Linked DNA regions of Mus musculus: region 2 is linked to region 1. A link is a loop called in an ENCODE intact Hi-C map of the cell type or tissue named here. Cell type or tissue: left cerebral cortex. All regions are shown on one strand. Each heading gives the region's core, and the rest is flanking DNA. Links, peaks and the distances in the headings are about the cores only.

Evidence for each region. A loop is a pair of places that touch in the nucleus more often than their neighbours do. Peaks named below come from ENCODE experiments on the same cell type or tissue, not always from the same donor. Only the 100,000 strongest peaks of a DNase experiment are listed, where the experiment ranks them.
Region 2: a loop joins it to region 1, with 2.2 times the contacts of the local background. A loop is called at or near these places in 4 of 42 quality-filtered maps.

The regions. Positions count from the first base shown.
Region 1 is chr1:80,846,907-80,855,251 of GRCm38, reverse strand. No RefSeq gene overlaps it. Among named protein-coding and RNA genes, the nearest start is that of Dock10, 93 kb to the right of the region's middle. In left cerebral cortex, for the core only: no CTCF peak of the experiment used is centred there; DNase peaks (open chromatin) are centred at 664, 1,382, 2,275 and 3,659; H3K4me3 peaks cover 270 bases; H3K27ac peaks cover 2,484 bases.
Region 2 is chr1:81,168,218-81,176,562 of GRCm38, reverse strand. All of the region lies in intron 2 of Nyap2 (neuronal tyrosine-phophorylated phosphoinositide 3-kinase adaptor 2), which reads right to left. Among named protein-coding and RNA genes, the nearest start is that of Nyap2, 95 kb to the right of the region's middle. In left cerebral cortex, for the core only: no CTCF peak of the experiment used is centred there; DNase peaks (open chromatin) are centred at 3,101 and 3,663.

The sequences.
Region 1 (8,345 bases), core at 267-8,266:
GGAGGCCACAGACACTGAAAAAAAGCAAAAGGGAGAGGGGTTTTCAGGAAACAGCACACTCTCAGAACTTGGGAGAGTGGAAATGAGAAAGTACAAACAGGAGGTTGGAGAGACAAGAAAAATAGCTTCCCCACCCCCAGGAATGTAATCCAATCCCAGGAAGTCAGCCCTAAATATGCATAAGAGCACTCAACTCTTATGTATTGTAAATATACAATAAATACACTCAGCAGGCTATACTTACATGTTTACGTGTGTGTGTGTGTGTGTGTGTGTGTGTGTGTGTGTGTGTGTGTGTGTGTGTAAAACAATAATAATTAAAGGAAAAGAGGTCATTATGAGTTTGACATGTAGGGGGGACATAGGAGAAGTTAGTGGGGAGGGGGAGAGAGCAGTGCCAAATCATGGAAATACAGTATTCATGCTCTAAATTCTCAAAGACAACATTCAAAAGGAAAAAGTAAGGACACAGAGACAGTAAGCAAGTTGAAATCCCAGCATTGGGGAGAAAAAAAGGCAATTAGAGACAGCTACTGCAGAAAGGAAAAGCCTGAGATCTGCAGCAGGTGTCCCTGCTTCCCTCTCACCCTGGAGGAAGCCAGAGAGTGGAACCAGGCTGCAGACTGCAAATGATAACAGTGAACAGCTGGCAGCATAAGGGATGCACTTATGGGAAGCAGACACGGTTCTCTGGCAAGGGGACGCATCCCTGCAAAACCGAGCTTCCTTGTAACACTACCCACAAGGTCCACATTCATGAGCTGTGCTCCAAACAAGACCCCGTTATAATGAGTACCTTTGTGAACACTTCCAAGAGCTCCAAATGTCCTTGGAGTGAGTCCAAGGTAGCCCCGATGCACGTAGCATTTTAGATATCATGTGATGCTGTGCTTCTACTCTATAAATAAGAAATTCTCGATGCAGCCACATGCAATCACACTGTACTGAGTGTATGATAGGAAAACTGTGTTTATCTGACACAAACCGTGGGGTGAAATGATGATCCTTTTGACAGTCTGGACATGCAGGCTGTAGAATACAAGGCAAGTGTCTGGTTAGAATTATATGTGGACTCTGATGATAGACTCCTTTTCACTGCAGAATAGTTGTAGCCTGGATGTGAGCTTAAACTAAGGCATACAAATTAGCTTTCAGACAGGGTTTACTTCTGAAAAAAAAAATCCCTAAATATATAATTTACTGGTGTAAGTTAGCAAAAGCTTTTTCTGTAACAGAAGCAATAGGTTTTTTCTAAGTTTCCACCTGACCTATTTTCTCCCATGCACTCAAGTCCCAGTGAGTCCATAGTGGCTGTAAACATGAACATTCAATCCTAAAACCACACCCTGCTCCTCTATTGATTTTCTGTGACCACCAGTCTTAGAGGAACTCAAAGAAGTTTGAAAGAAGCCAGATGCTAGATCCTGAGCAATGGTGGGTTTAGCAAAAATGAAAGCATATCTTGGTACCAAGTCAGGATTGCTCCACACATGCAATCCATCATTATGGTAATATTTGTCAAACCTATTGATTGGGCTGAAATTATTCTCACAAGTATACCCTCCAAATTTTAAACTTCATATTAGCACTATCGGTAGTCAAGAATTTCCACTAAGCCTCTTTAAACTGGCAGCACTTGAACTGCTACCCATGTTTATGCAATATGTGACCAATGTTGTGACTGTATTAATATTTGTTTGAAATTAGAAAGACCACTGACAGATTTATGAAAAAGGCACCTAGAAAGCCTATGCCAGGTGCTTGGCAGCCTAGAAGGTGTGTGGCAGGATGATTTTACCACTTGCCCTGCACTCACTACTGAACTGAATTCATGGAAAACTTCTGTTATGGCCCATGCTTTTATGGAAGGCATAATCCAATAAGCCACATAACGTTACTCTTCCTCAACCATGAAATCTGAGCTATATACCTATCTATGCCAGATAACTGTGTATGAGTAAGTCAAATACTCAGGTCATAGGATTTAAAAGAACAAGCTAGAAAAGAAGCATACCTATTTCCCACATATAATTTAATTTTATGGTGAGTGTTCTCCTTAAGTTATATGCAAGATAGCGGTCTCCTCTGAGATTCAGGTCAAACCAGACATTATCCAAATGGCATCAGCAGGGATCCCAATGGTAGAAGGAGAGGTTTTCAGATGGCAATGGCCTTACAAGCTATTCAGAAATCCCATAGAGCACTAATCGCCAGTGCAGCTGTTGTTGCTATAGGGATGGACTCCTGTGAGAACTCCATCTGCTACAAGAGGGACAGCTTGGAAAACCTCCTCGCAGGTCTTAAGAAGAAATGAAGCAAACAAATGACTCATTTGGTTAGGAAGGCTGGTTAGGAAAGCAGCTATTTCAGCAGATTCCAAGCATATGCAGGACACAAATCTTTTGTCCAAGTATAGCAAAAAAATGCTTTATTTCATAATCAGTAGCAAACAAATTCAAATTTCAATTACTTTGAACAATTGAATGTTAACCAAGTGCAATGTTTTGCAACTCTTTCATGTTAAATTTAGCAACTGAACTTTTATTTAAGTATTTAATCCACATTTTCCAGGGCAATTAATATTAGCTTCCAAACAATATTAAGAGCTCATTTAACAGGACCATTTTGAGAAATGCAGCACAAACAGCCTTGCATGTTATGCCCATATGGAATGTAGGACCATTGGCCAGACTGAAAAAGATTAACTCAACTCTGTCTGCAATATATTTTTGTCCTTACCTTTTGATACTACACAGATAGATTGGTAGTAAATCCACATTTGTACTACTACTTTGAAACTCATCTAAACTTCAACTAAAATAGCATCTGATAGAGAACATTTGGGGAGAAATTAAAATCCATTAAAAAAAAACCTTAATTCTTATCCAAAACCCAGGATCCTAAAAGGAAAATGGACAGAAGAAGGATGTTGGGGGGTATAAAATATTTGAAGATATGTGTGAAAGAAGCCACTATTGTGTGTTATTAAACTCTCTCTTTGCCTGGTCATTTGTTAGTAGAGTCTAACAGCTGCTGACTAACCTACTTTGCATTCTTTCTAAATGTGAAATTACACAGATCAGTAAATGCAACAGGACAAAATTTTGATAAACTGGATCCTCAAGGAGTTTCCTAAGAAAAGAGCATCTCTGCTTGAAAATGACCTTTCAGACTCTGGCTCTTCAACAGCCTCACTACTCAAACTTAACACTGTAGTAATTAAATAAGTGTTATGGAGTTGTGTTAACCAAAAGACATATCTCTACATGTCCACATGTCTCTAAATAAACTAATCATATGGCTCCCATACTCTCCTAGTGAGGACAAAACGGAGGGATTTAGATAATTGAATACCTATAGTCTAAAATTTGTCTTGTCTCAAAGGTTATAAGAGAGAAAGGGGAAACTCTGTGTGCCATGGATAACATATTCTGACTTCAGCTCACCATCCTTGTACTGCCTCCAGGTGTCCTGGATTCCAATTCAAATCAAGCACTTCCCTCAGGTCCCATCTTGCATCCAGGACTGTATTTTCCAACTCTCCAATGTCAAGGGCATCCACCACCATTCTCAATTTTTACAGTATTTCTCTATCTTCTCATTCCTATAACATGAGGGGTGTTGAGTTCTGAGTCAAATCCTCAGTTTTTATGTGTTAATGAAGTCATATATTCAAAGCAATACACAGAAAACATAGGGACACTTTTAAGCTAGGCAAAGTAGGTTTCAGTCCTTCATGTTGAGACTTAAGAAACCATCTGTTCTTTTGATGTTTAATGCTGGGCCTTGAATGCAATGTAGGAGTAAATTCTCAGACATATTCATTTATATACTGAGATCATCTTGAAATTATTTAGTATTTTCTGTATAGCTTTCCATGCACATTTTACACTGTAAGTTTTGTTTTCTCATTCTATAGGAAGTTACAACATCCTTGGAATGTAACCCACTTACTTGTGAGGAAAGTAGAAAGATGGGTTCAGAGTAAAGAGGATCTGGCAAAAAATGACCAAGTAATTAGTTTTGCCAATTTACAAATACCAAAAGGAGAAGTCAATGGAGGAGACATAGGCAGACTGAAAGATAATAAGAAAGAAATTAATTTTGCAATATTTGATTTTAAATAAATATATTTTATGTTTACAAAAATCCAACCAACAATAGCAAATTATCTCAGTAAATGTTGAATTCACCAAGAAAGAATAAACAAAAATTCTCAAAATGCGGAGGAAGAATTATGAGATAAAGAATCTACATGTCTGTGGGATGTGCACAGACGGCTTGTGTGTGTGATTACATGTGTGTACAGGTGCATATGCATGTGTGGGTATCTGTATAATGGCCCATAGCTAATGGGTGTCTTCCTTGACTGATCTCTACTTCATTTATTGGAACAGAATCTCTTGATGATCCCAGAGCTCACTGATTCATCTAATCTGCATAGCAGGCTTTCCCAGAAACCCTTGTCTCTGCCTCCAGAGTGCTGGTTTTACAAGCAAGTTGCCATGCTCACACAGGTGGTTCTGGTGGTGGTGGTGGAAATGGTGGTGATGGTGGTGGTGGTGGCTGTGTTTTAATATGGACGCTATGGATCTGACATCAGTTCTCACACTTCATCAGTTCTCATCAGCTGAAGGGGTCTGCAACCCTATAGGTGGAACAACAATATGAACTAATCAGTACCCCTAGAGCTCATGTCTCTAGCTGCATATGTAGCAGAACATGGCCTAGTCGGCCATCATTGGGAAGAGAGATTCCTTGGTCTTAAAAACTTTATATGCCCCAGTACAGGGGAATGCCAGGGTCAAGAAGTGGGACTGAGTGGGTAGGGGAACAGGGTGGGAGGAGGGTGTAGGGGACTTTTGGGATAGCATTTGAAATGTAAATGAAGAAAATATCTAATAAATTTTTTTTAAAAGATTGAGAAAAATAATATTAATAATATTAGCTTTCCAGAAACTCTTCATTGCCAGGACTCTCTGTTTAAAGATTTCAGTGTATTAGAGACTTAATGGGAGGGCTGGGTTATGGAGGAGTTAGAGAATGAACTAAAGGAGCTGAAGGGATTTCAAACCTCATGGGAAGAATAACAATATCAATCAACCAGACCTCCTAGAGCTCCCAGAGAATAAACCACCAACCAACGAGTACATATGGGAGGGACCCATGGCTCCAGCTGCTTATGTAGCAAAGGATGGCCTTGTTGGGCATCAATGGGAGGAGAGGCCCTTGGTCCTGTAAAGGCTTGATGTCCCAGTGTAGGGGAATGCCAGGTTGGGGACACTTGAGTTGGTGGGTGGATGGGGGAGCACCCTTATAGAAGCAGGGGAGGGTGATGGCATGGGGGTTTCCAGAGGGGAATCCAGGATAGGGGAATCACATTTGAAATGTAAATAAATAAAATATCCAATTAAAAAAATGGGAGTGGCTGTGCATGCTTATAATCCCAGCATTGAAAGGTGGAGACGATGGGTCTAAGACTTACTAGTTGACTATCCTGGCTCTGCATCCTCATGTTTGAATATGTAACTTAGAATAACCATAATATCCAGGAATGTAAGGGGCCACATGAGGAGGAGGGGATAAGGAGCCCTAGAGAGTGACAGTAGGACACAGGTGCTATGAAGGGAAAAAAAAAAAAAACAAAGATGGGAGGGGAATATAACTAGGGAGGGGGAGAATAATAAGGAAGGAAGAGAGAAGAGGAGTAAATAAAATGATTTCAAAGGCCAAAGAAAAGCCTACTATTTCATAAGCTTATTTAAGTGTATAATATATGTGCATATATATATATATATATATATAATCATAAATAGACTAAAGAAAATATCATTTTTATGTGAATAGTGCTCTGGCAAGATAATAATGCAGTTCCTTTAAATGTTATTTATATATATTTTTTAAAAAGTCAAGGATGATTCTGTATGTAGTCTCTAGAGCCAAATCCTATCTTAATGGAAAAACTATTTTTTAAAATGCCTTAATGCCCATTCACATAAGCTTGAGAGGCCAAAGACATAGGGTTTGTAAATGTGAAAGTGCTTTGTAAAAAATGTAAAATGCTCTACAGCCCTTAGTTATTTATGTGTTCATCACATAGCCTATGAAACCATGCACATCTCATTCACTGATACTTCATAAGAAAACACATCTCCAAGAAGGATAACATTTGTGGGACCTCAGATCAATGAAGTGTTCAAGCCACCACATATAGCATGTAGCCTTTGATTTATCTATGACTTTGATATCTCATCTATGCTTTCATGTTGAGATCCTGTTGCTGCTTAGAAAGAAGCAGAAGGGACAACCATACTTCCCATGAGGTATCGTTGTATTAGAAAGTGCTGCAAGTTACATGAACTAGAGCCTTGGGTAATGTATCAGAAAGAACACAGAGCTTAGGGATCTGTGACTACTACTGTGTGTTCGCATTAGTAACAAGCAGCTTTGTTCTGGACTTGCTACCTAATTCACTAGTTCATTAATTCATAGTCAATTTCATTAACTTAAGTGGGTAAGAGACATAAAGAAACTAAGTTGTTTCTCTAAAGTTACAAAGTTAGTAGGAAAGAGAGACAGGAGAGAGGATTGTCTGATTAAAGCCCCATGTTCTTACTATGACACAATGTGACCTGGAACCTGGTCCTGTTATTAGTCATTGCTTAATGTGTTTGTATGAATTTATAGTTTATATGTATAATTATATGTATATGTTTATTCACATATACTTATATGTTATATATGTATTGTATATTTAGTTATATATATATATATATGATTATATACCTTTGCTGATGTATAACTACTTAAATTAGTCTACATAAGTTTATAATATATGTGATGGATATTATATAGAAAATGTACTTACATACTTTTACAATACAATACAAATATTTTGAGACATAATCTCACTAAGATGGATTACAATTTGCTATGATGACCAGGCAGACCTTGAATTCACAGAGATCCACTTGCCTCTGCCTTCTGAGTGCTGAGATCAAAGGTGTATGTGACCACTTTCAGCTAATATTTAACTCAGAATTGCCAAAATACATGCAAGTTTTAGTCATTCTAATTTGACATCTTCTACTTGAAAACAATTCTCCTATTCATGCTAACAAAGAAACTTCTTGGGTTGAGAAATTAACCTTTAAACGACAATTTTTTTTCAAGGTGCCAAATAAAAAAGATATAAAGTTTCCTTTGCAGACTTCCACCTATTTCCAAGGCTGAGGACAGACAGAAAGGATCATTAATCACAGGTAGAAACATTGATAGCTTGAGGCCAAAAGAAGCTAATGAGTTTTTCCATGTTCTGCTGTTTGAAATCTATCCCAATAATTTGTTTATCACCCTCTGCCACAAACCAGGAAAATTAATACAGCCCATGAAGTAAGATATTAACCCCATCAGTCCTAATGAACTCTTTATAAATTGACTCTTACTTTTGTTTTCTGTTTTTTGTTTTTGTTGTCTCTTGTTTGTATTTTTTGCATTGTGAAAATTTTGCAAAATTTGTCTAATGATTTCTTTCTTTCTGTGCAACTTTTATACATTTGTGAAGGCGTCGTGTAGCACCCTTACATCTTTAACTACAAATTTAAAACACTTTCCTACCTTAGCAATACAATATCTTATGTCACATTCAAATGACCATCTTAAACAAAGAAGTGGTTATTCCCCCTGGATATTTCTTTTTTATCTTAGTTTTATATATGAGAACTCTATACATTTTAAGCAAATCCTTACACTGCGTTATTTAATTCTAATTTTAAATTTTCATGGTTTTGATATGAATTCTGTGATCTGATCTTTATGTAAAATCATGTATAGGTCTTAATGTTCAATGTCTGTTTGACACGACTTATGATCTCCTCATGAATGTATTAGCATGCTTCTCCACACGATCCTTCTTTCTCTGCTATAGAAATCTAATCTGATCTTTGTCCATAAAGATGAATGCTACCTTTAAATAATCCAATAGACTTTCTTCTCCAACACCTGTGCAAGTATAAATGTATTCCTAGTACATCTCTGTCTGCTAAGAGCCCTTCTTCTGTCCAACTTGTCTATGCCTTGACTCATCATTGCTCAATATTCATCTAGATTTTCAGGCTTAAAAAAAACCTGATATGCCCATAGCTAACCAATATTGTGTCTATGACACTTGATACCAATGTAATGAGTAAAATCTCACAACATCACACACACACATGCAAAGCCTAATAAAAGGGATATTTAAAGTCAGGACAACATAATCTCTCAGGTCTCAGATACCCTGACAGCAGTCTGCATTGTTATAAATGCATGGAAGAAAACTGTGGTAGACTTTTTACATGAATTTA
Region 2 (8,345 bases), core at 184-8,183, 320 kb before region 1:
CAAATATTACATAACTCTGTAAAATCTCCTTTCATCCATTCTAAATTTCTAGAGTCAGGCCTATGATATGGTTCTTATTAAGACCCAAACAAATTCTACCCTCTTTAAGATTTATTAAGGCCTGAACAAATTCCATCATCTTTAGGATTTACTTAAAACATGACAAGTGCTTTTAAGATTAACATATGTAATTACCTATGGTACTTTAGACTCTAAAATTAAAACATTACTTAGTTCAATACACAAATAAGATCTCCATGCTCCTTCAAGTGCTCTGGCTTGGAGAAGGGAAGGTACATGGAAAATAAGTCATGATGTCCTGATTCAGTTTAAATGTCATTTATACAATTTCATACTGTGGGAGACCTTTTTCAACAATTCAACCCAAGATGAGGACGTTCTGGAACATGGTATTATATTTGTGTTATGAAAACTAACATAAACTTTGAATATAGTTTGAGAATCTGCCAAGTTTCTAGAACTGAGCTTAGCTAGCCTTTTTCTTTTCTTTTCTTTTCTTTTCTTTTCTTTTCTTTTCTTTTCTTTTCTTTTCTCTTTTCTCTTTTCTTTTGTTTCCATTTCTTTTCTTTTTTTTTTTTTCCTATCACTGTAGAAGTAGAAACTAGAAAGAGGATGTTAATATAATGACCTTGAACTTCTCTGTGGAAGGGACTAAATAAAGGCTATTTGAAATACTATTATAACTGGCTAGGTTGCCGGGCGTGGTGGCTCACACCTTTAATCCCAGCACTCAGGAGGCAAAGGCAGAGGCAGGTGGATTTCTGAGTTCGAGGCCAGCCTGGTCTACAGAGTGAGCTACAGGACAGCCAGGGCTATACAGAGAAAGAAAAACCCTTTCTTGAAAAAAAAAAAAAGGTTAGGCTTTCTAGAGTGTTCTAGAGTGTAATTCTTTGGTTTATTTGTTTTGCTTTGGTTTTTGTTTTGTTTTGTTTTATTCTGTTTTTGTTTTGTTTTGTTCTTTGAGATAGGGTTTCTCAATGTAGCCTTGAAAATGAAATTTCATTTTCACTTCTACTCACACTGTAGACCAGACTGGCCTAGAATTCAGAGAGATATGCATGCCTCTGCCTCCTAGGTCCTGGGAATTAGATGGGACAGCTCCACTTTGGAAGTTATTCCAGTTGTTCACTGCTTACAAACATAAAAAATAAAGAAAATCAACATCATTCCCAACTGGACAATGAACGATCCTAATTGGCCTGGCCAGTGACCTCAAAGAACAGACTACAGAGACATTCTGAACTCAGCATCATGTAGCCAAGGTGGTCTTAGAGGAAGCACCATATCCGTACAAAGAAAGCAAACCTTGGGGCCGTAACCACCACTGAGGATCCAGGAAAGCCCGAGACAGGAAGTGGGTTTTCAGCCCATGCAGAACATGAGTGAGGTTTCATGAGATGAAGGCATTAGGTGCTGACACTGGGAATCTGGAAAGCTCACACAATGTGACAGGCCTAGTCAGGCAGAACTTCACGGGACCTTGTTACCTTCTAGCTCCATTGCTAGCCCAGAGCTTGGCTCAGAGGGACAGCTATTAAGCAAACACTAAAGGAATGGATGAGTGTGTACATCTTCTGTGATAGTCAAGAACTTATAGGAGTCCTAAGCAATGAGCTGTGCATTGATTTTACTTAATAATGTTCTTCATTTCTCCCTTTTATTAGGTTATCATTTTCTCCATTAATGATGGAGAAGACAGAGATCTTCCAATGCTCATGGACTGTTTGTTTGCTATCACAACCACTGACTTAATGCAGATATCCGCATAATCCCTTCCTCCTCATCCCTCTTGCCCTGCTTTAGGATTACAGCACTCATCACTTCTAGGCTAAATTAATGTCACTGCCTCTTAGCTAATCTTCCCCCAGTAATGCCAAGCTCAGATTTCCAAGTGTAAATTTACTCATGCCACTTGAAATAAGACCCCTTGGAGATATTTCTGTTTCTCTGGCCTAATACTTCACACAGTTCTGTGATATCAGGCCTGGATCCTCTATAGATAACCCATCTTTTTCCCATCCTGACCCTAAAAATATTCTAACAAAATGTATTCCCACTCTACCACAACTCCAGATTGTTGATAGAACATTCAGAACCAACAAGATGACAAAAGTGTTCAGCCTAAAGTATAAAAAGTCAGGTGACTTATGACCTCAGCCTGCAGTCACTGATGTTCCTTTTGTTAAATCACATGGAGGGTTTTTGTCTGTGTAGTTTCCTATGAGGAAACTTCCCATCATCAGATGGGTTTCACCAAGGCTAGACTCCAAGCCTCTTCCCTGTTCTGTCAGAGGATACTGCTTCTCCTGTCCAGAGACAGAAATAAACAATGACCCTTGTGTCATTTCTCAAGGTCTTTCTCTAGGTCTTAAATGTCAGCACACTACCCCACTTTATTAACTCCTTAGTTGATCATCTTCACTGATCACCAAGCTCCCCAAGGGCATTAGAACATGAATTATTTCCAGCAATAATCAGGAGGACAAAATAACAGAATCGAAGGGAAGTCATGACCTCCTGAGAAAAAAACACAAACTAATTTTCAGAACCCTTCTTATTTTGAATTCTTTTAACTTTGGCAGTCTCAAACAGTCATTGAGAGGAAACTGTGAGGACTCTGTGAGGCAAGAATGATTAGCCAATCATTATTTTATTATCTGTAAATGTCCTATCTTCACATGCTCTTTCCCATAGCCCAGTAGCCAATTTGCAAACTTAACACACCTAAAATTCAAGCTACTGACTAGCTCTCTGTCCTTGGGGATATTAATTTTTTCAGTGCTACTTTTTAAATATCAAAATGGAAACTCAATGTCTGCCTATCATATGATTTTTATAGATAATTTAGATTCCTGAGATAACACAGTAGGAGCTCTAAACAAATCTTCTTTGAACCAGTCTCTGGAGTGGATCTCATTCTCCTTTAGCTTTGTAAAGTATCTTAATTGACAGCCATGGCATTCTGAGAACAGCAGCCAAGGCTCTGTTCTTTGTTCTGCCCACACACTTATACTCTGGAGATGAAACCATATGCTTATGAGAGTCAGTTACCTTTGCTCTCAAATCTCAAGGCAGCTCACACATGATCCTTGAAGGGAGAATACACTCTCCTATTAGTGCTAACATACAAAGCACTCCCACAGATTTGAGGGAAAAAACAAATGGAAGTGGCAGATGTTATGGTCTGCAGCACAGTTTCACTATTCATTGTTTCCTAAGCAGTGTCACGACCAGTCAAATTGTAGCTCATTGCTTTTCAAGCTTAGATTATCATCTATGACATGGCATTTGACATACATCACAAACAAACACTTCTTCATATCACCATCACCATTATCATCACCTTCACCATCACCATCACCAGCACCACCAGCACCACCAGCACCACCACCACCACCACCACCACCACCACCATCACCACCACCACCACCATCACCACCACCACCACCACCACCACCACCACCACCACCACCACCTCAACATCCTCCTCCTCCACCACAACCACCAACACCACCACCATTGCTTTATGAGCAAAACTAGCAAAATGCCTACTGTATTTTGCAAAATCTGTTTTCCCATAATCTTGGCAGTAAAAAGATTGGTATGACCCAAAGTTATTTCTGGCTCCACATTTCACAGCCAGAAAAATGAGTTAACTTGGAATTTGTAAAGCTCCCAATTATACTGCCAGACATTCATTGACCTTCTAGCAGAGAAATGGTATAATTTGCCAAATAAAATCATAGGACTGGAATGAAGCAAGCTTTAATGTCAGCTCTGTCTCAAGCATAAGGTGTCTGCCCTCCTCAAACCTTTGTAGAATGTGCTTCTTCAGACCCTGGTGCCTTGTAAATTAATGGCCATGTCAAATTTCTTGGTTGAAAGCTTAAAGACTGTACAAGGAGATTTAGTGTGCTTAAGCATGGTAAAATAATCTGCTTAGAGTTCAGAAAATATTTTTAAACTTTAAACCAAATCATGATGGAGAGGAAAAAAAATGTGCCTCAAAGAGAGAGAGAGAGAGAGAGAGAGAGAGAGAGAGAGGGGGGGGGGAGAAAGAAAGAAAGAAGAGAAAGAAAAAAAGGAAAGGAAAGAGAAGAGAGGAGAGGAGAGGAGAGGAGAGGAGAGGAGAGGAGAGGAGAGGAGAGGAGAGGAGAGGAGAGGAGAGGAGAGGAGAGGAGAGGAGAGGAGAGGAAAGAAACAATGGACATGCATATAAAAAAATTAAGATTGAAAACTAAAACTGTTGAGGACTAAAAATGTACCAGTTTTCCCCAACATAATCTAAAGTCTTTCTAACGTATCAGTGTGAGTTAATGGTCTCCTTGCTTACCGTTAAGATATTACTATAGATTCAAATGCCCATGCCTTGTGGTGACTGAAAGATTAATTGGTTCTGTTAATTCAAAACATAAGCACATCAAAGTATATCTCACTGAGAAAGTACTGTGGTTCTCTTCACCACTCCTCTCACCTTTATTGAAGTTGTCTTCTGTAGATGAAGACTTTCCAAGTTTTTGCTCATTTTAAAGAATTTGATACCTATATTCTAGGTATATATATTTGACTAACATATAATAACTCCTTAGTTTTCTATCAAGCATTTATACATGCTGCCTGTTTTCCAAGCTGTCTCCAAGGCTTTGCATTGTCATTTGCCTGTGAACAATGTGTTGATTACTTTCTTTTTTTTTTCCATTTTTATTAGGTATTTAGCTCATTTACATTTCCAATGCTATACCAAAAGTCCCCCATACCCACCCACCCCCACTCCCCTACCCACCCACTTCCCCTTTTTGGCCCTGGCGTTCCCCTGTACTGGGGCATATAAAGTTTGCGTGTCCAAAGGGCCTCTCTTTCCAGTGATGGCCGACTAGGCCATCTTTTGATACATATGCAGCTAGAGTCAAGAGCTCCGGGGTACTTGTTAGTTCGTAATGTTGTTCCACCTATAGGGTTGCAGATCCCTTTAGCTCCTTGGGTACTTTCTCTAGCTCCTCCATTGGGAGCCCTGTGATCCATCCATTAGCTGACTGTGAGCATCCACTTCTGTGTTTGCTAGGCCCCGGCATAGTCTCACAAGAGACAGCTACATCTGGGTCCTTTCGATAAAATCTTGCAAGTGTATGCAATGGTGTCAGCGTTTGGATGCTGATTATCGGGTGGATCCCTTTCATCACTTCTGTGGACAAATACCTGCCTGGATGCAGCTTAAAGGAATGAGAGGTTGTTATGTCTCATAGTTCATAGGTATTCAGTTCATCTTGGTGGGGAGCATGTGACTGCAGTAGCTGGTCATGGCTCTTCACATTGTATCCATCACAGACAGGCTCATCTCATTGTGTCCATAGTCAGGAAGCAGGAAGTGATGAACTTGGGCTTAGGACAATTTTTTCCTTTCTATTATGTTTAGGGCCATGGCCTATGGAATGGCATCTACTTCCCAAATTAGAATAAGTCTTCCCATCTCAATTAATCTAACTTAGATAATCCCTCACAGATGTGACCAGGAACTAGCATCTTTAGGAACTGTCAATTCTGTTAAGAGGACAAACAAATTAACCAGCAGCCCCTCACACAGACTTCCTTGGTATTCCCCAGCAATAGGAAAATACTCCTAAGAAATAGGATGAAGTCCTCTTTCTTTACAGTCTTTGGGCTTTGTCCTTGAGACAGAGCCTTTGTAAGGCAAGTGAGGCTTTTGGGAACCAGATCAGCCTTCTTTTGCATTTTATTTTCAACACATATGATCCTGCTGCTGTGGGGACTTATTGACTTCAAACTACACCTCCATTTAAAAATGTATCTCTAATTTATCAGAGCCTGTATTGAACACCAGCCTGCCTCTGAAACCTCTATCAATTAATTCTTTCTTCTACAGTTTGAAGATCTTATCTATTGTCACTTTCTGTTTTCACTATATCTATCTTAGTGAAACTTAAAACTCTAGAATTCTGGAGGAAGATGATCAAACACTGTGCATAACTTTGATTCCTATACATCTAACCTGCTTATTTAATATAAAAACATAAATTCTATGTGATCAGATATTTAAATGAAATTCAGACCCACATTAAAATAAAGTCTATAATTAATAAGTGAATAATTTCTTGACATTCATTAAAGGGTTTCAACCTAAATGTCTAAAATACATCTTCAGTAGTATAAATAGTAAAAAGCAAAAATATTGTAGAACAGAAATATAGAAGTGAGCAATAAGGCAAAATATAGAAAATTACATGTCACCCCAAAACCCCCATTTCTAAAGAAAACAGGAAATCCACTCTCTTTCCAGGAAGAAGCTTCAAAAAATTAAGGAAATCATCTGTAACTCTGTAACTCTGTAACTCTCTCTCTCTCTCTCTCTCTCTCTCTCTCTCTCTCTCTCTCTCTCTCTAAAACACATACACACACACACACATACACACACACACAAACAGTACAATACCCTTTCTCTGTCATGTTTTTCCCATCCTAATTAGGAAATTTTGTTTGGAATTCTGCTCTTGGATCATGTGTGATGATTCACAGATTAATTTCCAAAGAGATTCATTCACTTATCAAACAGGGCTAGTTATATCCTACCCAGTGATCCCTCAGGATATTTGTGGGATTCAAATGAAAGTGTAAATGAAGGCCAGACTTTAGTCAAAAGCATTTTTTTCCTATTTAAGAACAAAAAGTATTTTACAGATATTTTCATTGTACATATTACAATGGTAAGCATGTGAATTGAGAAGTGTACTTCCTGGCACTTTTGAAGTCCATTAAAAAAATCATTCATGTAGTTGTAAAAACAAAATCTCCACCCTTCATCCTAATAGTCAATGATGTGTAAATATGAATCACAAGAGATACTGCTTAAGAGTCAAATATTTATTTGTGGATGTGTTAGTTCCTGTAAATGGACCAATGACCCATTTTTATGCACAACAGGTTCACATCTGCTTAATGCTCTCAAGTGGAGTAATGGGATGGACTGAAATATAGATGTCACAGACAGCCTAGTCAGGGGCCAGAAGTCTGGCAGCCTGTTTTCCTGGAATGGTTTTCCGGGAACAATGCACTCTCCATGATTGCTTTCCTTTAGACAAAATAATTGAATCTAATGCTCTTGTGTCAATGAAAGCACTTGGATTATCCTCTTTATGCGGCAGTGCCTAGGGGCTTCAGGGTCTGGTGTTAAACCTTGCCTTTGATTAAAGCTCATCTTTCCCTATACATCTCAATGCATAACAAATTAAAAACTATTACCACATCATATTAGCCAGAGTTTTAATGTCCATGATGCGTCTAAAAATAAAACAATGCCCCTTTATGATAGGTGCAGTATCTTAGTTGGCCTTGTTACAATATTTATCATCTGTTATAGGTTGTACATAAAAATACAGTAGGCCAGTACTAAACAGTAGAAAAAGATACAATTACCTCAGGCTTTATAGTATAGTTAAAAGAAAATTTAAATTTAAAGTTCATTCTATTAAGATAAAACTCTCCTATGCACATCGGAAGGGATCAGGGAAATTTAAATTTATGGCTATTTAACCGAAAGTGGAATTTCTTATTTACTACAGCATGGTTCAACTTAAGAAGAACAATTAACTAAATGGCATTCATGAATCTTGGAAATAAAGAAATTGAATCTAGCAACTATTAATCGAAATAAATTATTTTGCCACATAGTTTACCTAAAAGAAAATAAAGCTTAAGATAATTGTGTTCTCTGGGAACACAATTTTGAAGAAAACAAACAAACAAACACCCTTCTCTTCAGAGACAGCTTTTGCTCCCTACTTTGACCACAACACTATGGTTGTAATGTGAACTTTGGGACTGCCCAAGCTCCACGCTCTCCAAAGCTTCAATTTCAAGCATCTGCATCATTGATTGCCAATACTTTTCTCTCCAACTCACTTCCTCTCTTTGTTAAACTCATCATTTGGAATTTCTGTCTTCTCCGTGTTCCTCAATGCTGTAAATCTTGTCTTTCTGTGTGTAGCTTGCATTTTACAGCCCATTATTATTGTCACTACCCTACACATCCTTTTAATATCCTGTTCCCTGTACTCCAGGATCATGGAATAAGCACTATTGTGTCTGCCGCAGAGGTCACGATCATCCAATTTTTCTCTGTACAAAATGGTCTGAAGACAGCAAGTGATTGGATAGCTCTGAAATAAAAAATTCCCTTGGCTCAGATTCAAACAGCACTAAAATAAAACTGTTTTACCACATGATGATGCTACACACATATCCATTCCCAGTGTCTACTGGTATCCAATAAAGACACATCTCATGGCTGATAACAATGCCTGGTTAGGTAC